2 separate regions of the Homo sapiens genome follow, and region 1 is linked to region 2. Evidence: chromatin loops called from intact Hi-C (ENCODE). Cell type or tissue: heart right ventricle. All regions are shown on one strand. Links, peaks and the distances in the headings refer to the core of each region. The heading gives the core; the rest is flanking DNA.

The links. Hi-C counts contacts between places; a loop is a spot of excess contacts. Peaks named below come from ENCODE experiments on the same cell type or tissue, not always from the same donor. Only the 100,000 strongest peaks of a DNase experiment are listed, where the experiment ranks them.
Region 1: it touches region 2 in a loop (6-fold over the local background); 4 of 110 quality-filtered maps call a loop at or near these places.

Annotation. Positions count from the first base shown.
Region 1 is chr15:24,533,441-24,536,359 of GRCh38, forward strand. It overlaps a transcript of LOC105370733 not described here. Among named protein-coding and RNA genes, the nearest start is that of PWRN1, 23 kb to the right of the region's middle. In heart right ventricle, for the core only: no CTCF peak of the experiment used is centred there; no DNase peak of the experiment used is centred there.
Region 2 is chr15:24,323,566-24,326,484 of GRCh38, forward strand. LOC105370733 (a long non-coding RNA gene) reads left to right here and starts at 2,181. Exons shown (of 4, transcript XR_007064537.1): 1 at 2,181-2,864. In heart right ventricle, for the core only: no CTCF peak of the experiment used is centred there; no DNase peak of the experiment used is centred there.

The sequences.
Region 1 (2,919 bases), core at 242-2,741, 210 kb after region 2:
AGTGTGTTACCACAAAAATTACATGCTATGAGGCATGTAGCCTCCTTGTCCATTCTGGAGGGTTGCTTTTAATTGCCTTGCTAAAGCATGTATACCTTTTCCCTGTGGAGTATTAACCCTGGGTCTGGAGAGTAACAGTGTGAACAACTGCCTACCTGCAACCATCCAAGGGTATGGTTCTGTGTGTAAGTTCCATCTATAAATTAACCAGTACTGACTAAATGGATTTTCTGCCTTCTTCTTTAATTTTTCAGATCCTTTGGCATTTGAGAGTTGCTTTGTGTATACGGTCCTTTAACGGAGCAAATGGCCAGCCAGGAAACCAAAGTATGGACAAGGGGAAAGAAGCGTCTGTGGAGGAAGTTTTACAAGCGCCCTCCTCATCCATTTGGGTGGTGTTGCCCATATGCTACATGTCTGTGGACCACTATGTGTGTTTAAAGCTTTTTAGTAAAACGTTACTAAAAACTATGACTCACTGTGGTGAAAAAGGTGGCAAAACAGTGACAACAGTGAGTTTGCTGCTGTTATTATCTATGTGAGTGGTCACGAAAGCACAGGTAGCAGCTGAGGCAAGGGGAGGGAAGCTAGGAAAAGAATCGCAGTGAGAAAGGGATGAGAACTTCCATGTCTGTGTTAATGTCTGGTTTTATGATAAACTTGAAACTCAAGAGGCACAGTTGGAAATTGTACCTTGCCACTTTGTGTGGCTGAGAGAGAGAAAGCTGTGCCAGCTGAATGTGTGGACTGTCTTTGCCAGTGCAGGCTGGGATGCAAATACCTGTAATTCTTGGGAAACAACCAGTGAGCCAGATGATGACATAGAGTTTAACTCAGAGGAGGAAGATCATTATCCTTCCCATTTGAGAGTGAAACTGTTCATGCAGTGGAAAGCAAAATTCCAACACACAGAGGCCTGGGTAGGATTACTGGATATAATAAAAACTTTAAAACAGCTGCCAAGAGAAAGCCTTATGTACATGAATGGTGCAGCTATGGGACACCAGTAGGGATGATATCTCCCTAAAAGGGAATGAACCTGAAAAATTGAGACAGAAGTACCCCGGAAGTGAAATAACCCCCTTATGGGATAAGTTATAGGGAAAGCCATTTCAGATTTCCTAGAAACTCAAAAGGAAAGAGATTAGGTATGACTGGTTGCTAAAGGAAAATGGAAAAAGGGAGAAACAAAGTCTGCTGGACTGAAAAAAGGAGTTTAAAAAAGACACAATTAAGGTTACTAGGAAACAAATGTGGTATGATCTGATTTCAGCTGGGATTGACAAAGAGAATATAGATGGGCAACCCAGTGGCATATTAGTGGGGTATGGAAAGACCTGACTCCTGATCAATAGTTTAGACACCTTCTTATTACCTCCCCCACCCCCCATGAGAAGAGGGAGAAAGACAGGAAGAAACCTTTGGTAAAAATTCAGGGGTGCACTTCTTTCCAGCCTGGAGATCATAGGTAGGGTCAAGGCTGCTTCTGTGTAAGAGCAATAGGGGGTGACCAGAGGCCGTATTTGGAGCTCACTATTGATTGGAGTCTAAAACAGCACTAAGAGAACCTTAGCTTTAGTGGGCACAGGTGCAGAATGTGTCTTAATTGATGGAAATCCAGAGAGACACCCTGGTAAGTGGGAAGCTATAGATGGTTGTGAGGGGTTAAAAATCTGAGAGAAACAAACTCCTCTCCTCCTTAGTTTTGTCTGGAGTTCCCTCTTTGCTTACTCTCCTGTCTTTATCTCACCTATTGCAGAAAACATCTTGAATATGGATGTCTTCTTAGGATGCACTTTACAAACATCTGTGGGGGAATCTCACCTATGACAAAGGCTGTATTAAGATTGGAGGCAAAATTAGAAGGTGTACACCTCCCTCCCCCACAATGTATTGTTAATGTGAGACAATACCATCTTCCTGGTAGAATATAAGAAGTCACAGCCGCCATGGAGAAATTGGCCAAAGTTAATATTATCTGGCCAGCCCAGAGTCCTTTCAGCCATCCTGTGTGACCAATAATAAAATCTGATGGCACTTGGATATGACAGTAGATAAGTGGACACTACTGATCTTTCTAAGATACATGCTCCTTTATGTAATGTAACTCAAGTGATTGAGCAATTAATACAAAACATAGGCACTTATCATGCTGTGTTAGATTTAGCTAATGCCTTCTTTAGCATCCCTTTTACCCTGACTTGCAGTCATTATATTGATGATACTCTAACTTCTGAAGACTTGTCATTGCTACAGCAACACGGAGATGCATTGACACCCTTCTTCAATCCAGAGGATGGGCCATCAACTCACAAAAGTACAAGGCCTGGAACCAGCTGCAAAGTTCCTATGGATCACTTGGCCAGGTAAGACACCTTACTTCAGGCTTGGTCATTGAGAAAATATAAGTTTTCCATACCTAAAACAGTTAAACAGTTACAAAGTTTCCTAGGTCTTTTGGGATACCAGTGGGCTTTCATTCCATGTTTACCTCCATGTTTGCATCCCCTATACTGACTATTAAAGAAGCAATCTCAGCTGGGCACAGTAGCTCACACCTGTAATCCCAGCACTTTGGGAGACCGTGGCAGGCAGATCACTTGAGGCCAGGAGTTCAAGACCAGCATGGGCAACGTGGTGAAACCTCATCTCTACTAAAAATACAAGAAATTAGCCAGGCATGGTGATGCATACCTGTAATCCCAGTTACTTGTGTGGCTGAGGCATGAGAGTTGCTTGAACCTGGGAGGTGGAGTATTTAGTAAGCTGAGATCGTGCCACTGCACTCCAACTTGGGCGAAAGAGCTAGAAACCCTGTCTCAAAAAAACAAAAACAGATCTAGGATAAAGAACTAAAGAACAAGTGGTAGCATTTGAGAAGGCTAAAATATTGATTGCTCAGGCACAAGCTCTAGTTCC
Region 2 (2,919 bases), core at 297-2,796:
TTTAAAGCAATGCTAATAGATTTTAATGTACAGAGCCAGAATTCTCAAGGATAGTCATGACGCTATTGTAAGTCATTTGTAAAATTTGATTCTCTAATCGATTATTAAGAATATGAGATCTCTAAAATCTTTTTTATGTATCTCCAGTCAAAACTTTGTAGAGGAGACAAACAGTGATTTTTACCAAAACAGTAAGAAAAAGTGATTGCACAGTTTACGTAAGTTGAGATCTTTGAACCTAAGAATTTGTAACTGGCTAAGAAGAAAGCTAGACTCAAAGCCACCAAATCCCATTTAAAAACCCCCAGCCAGCTCCTTACTTGGAGATGCTGGCCCAAGTGGAAGACTGCGCTCTGCCTCCTCAGAAGCAGCAAACTCCCAGAGAGGGAGTTCTACAAGAGAACATACCTCAGACCTCCAGCAAAAAGTTTGGGAGATCAGGGATCTGTGTAGGGGGAGGCTCCCAGACCTCAGCAAATCATCCAATCAGTCAGAGCAATACAAAGCTTCCAGTTGGCTGTACCAGGGCCCTTCTAGGAGAGTTGCTGCAGGCCAAAGGGCGAAACTCTGCACAGAACTCATTGTGCTTTCCAAAATATAAACTGAAAAGTGACTGAGGCAGGTCTCAGTAAATTTAGAGCTAGATCTTGCCAACGTTGAGAAAGTGCATGGGAAAAAGCAACACAAATTACAGCAGGATCTGTGATCTGTGCTTTTTCCAAAGCAAGTTTTGATGACTTCAGCATTTAAAGGGGAAAAAGTGAGCAGTAGGGGAAGGGGGAAAAAAGCAAAGAGGGCTAGGCACTGAGGCAAGCGTTTGCATTCTCGTGAGGCTTTGATTAGCACTCACTGAAACCACATTTGATATGTGCAAATAGAGGAGTGGGGGATAAAGTTGAGTATGAATTCATCTCGTGTTTGCTGGATCTACATTTTGCATAAGATAAAGTAACCATGTATAATTACAGCTGTCTACTTGAGAAAAAAAGGAAGTCAGTTTTAGTGTGACACAGTTCCCAAGCCTAACTTTCCCACTGGGCATAGTGATTTAGTGTCCTGAGATTTTATTTTCCTTTCAAAGCTGCTATTAGTCTACACATTTTGTGTATGAGTGCATTAAGTTGTTACAGCATCTCAAGAGGTAGACACTACTGTGACCTTCTGAAAGTTCTAACTCTGAATCTGAGCTAAAGCCCTATAGGAAAAGACTTAGAACAACTTTGAGTTTGACCCAGTGTTCCTACTCACATCAACTATGTTAGAATAGCATTTCTCTCTTAGAATAAACACTTTGTAGGTGCTTTTTAAGAATTCCTCACCTACCCTATTGTAATGAAATTATTTTCCTATATTAAATTCTAAATACTCCATTGAATTCTTTTTTCTATGGAGGTCTATAATCCACCTGAAGTTGATTTTGTGCATGAGTTTAAAAGTAAATTTTATTTCTCCCGATGGACATTAGGTATACTGAAATATTTATTGAAAATTCATCTTTTTCCAGCCTGGCACGGTGGCTCATGCCTGTAATCCCGGCACTTTGGGAGGCTGAGGTGGTGGATCATGAGGTCAGGAGATCGAGACCATCCTGGCTAACACGGTGAAACCTCATCTCTACTAAAAATACAAAAAATTAGCCAGGGGTGGTGGCGGGCACCTGTAGTCCCAGCTACTTGGGAGGCTGAGGCAGGAGAATGGCGTGAACCTGGGAGGCGGAGCTTGCAGTCAGCCAAGATGGCCCCACTGCACTCCAGTCTGGGTGACAGAGTAAGACTCCGTCTCAAAAAAAAAAAAAAGAAAAAATAAGAAAATTCACCTTTTTCCATTACTTTTTCTTTTGGATTATTTGTTTATATAGGCATCTATCAGATTTTCAACTCTTTTTTTATTTTTATTGATTCTTTATTTTATTATTATTAATTTTTTGAGACACAGTCTCGCTCTGTCACCCAGGCTGGAGTGCAATGTTGCGATCTCGGCTCACTGCAACCTCTGCCTCAAGGGTTCAAGCAATTCTCCTCCCTCAGCCTCCTGAGTGGCTGGGACTACAGGCACACGTCCCCACACCTGGCTATTTTATTTTATTTTATTTTTAGTAGAGATGGGGTTTCACCATGTTGGTCAGGCTGGTCTCAAACTCCTGACCATACGCCTTGGCCTCCCAAAGTGCTGAGATTACAGGTGTGAGCCACCGTGCCCAGCCTATTGATTCTTCTGTCTGTGGTCAAATATTACATGTTCTTATATTTTGGAGAGTTCATTTCACACTAGACATTTCCCTGCAGAGACTGTTCTCTTCATCACTGTGCTACTGAAGACAGGGAAGGATAAAACCTTGCATGTCTTGCACTTACATTAATATTCCCAGCTGTACCTCGAAAAAAAAAGCAGGTTATAGAACACCTGTGGAGACAAAATGACCCATCTTGGATGCTAGTCCACCATGTTACTTCTGATTTGCCCCTGTTCAATGAATGCCTTCTGATCTCTCATTTATTTACTGTCCTTAGTGTAAAATCATGTCAACCTGGGTGTTACCACAAAAATTACAGGCTATGAGACAGGTAGTCCTCCTGGATTTTCTGCCTTCTTCTTTAATTTTTCAGATCCTTTGGCATTTGAGAGTTGCTTTGTGTATACGGCCCTTTAATGGAGCAAATGGCCAGCCAGGAAACCAAAGTATGGACAAGGGGAAAGAAGCATCTGTGGAGGAAGTTTTACAAGCGACCCTCCTCATCCATGTGGGTGGCGTTCCCATATGCTACATGTCTGTGGGCCACTATGTGTGTTTAAAGCTTTTTAGTAAAACGTTACTAAAAACTATGACTCACTGTGGTGAAAAAGGTGGGAAAACAGTGACAACAGTAAGTTTGCTGCTGTTATTATCTATGTGAGTGGTCACAAAAGCACAGGTAGCAG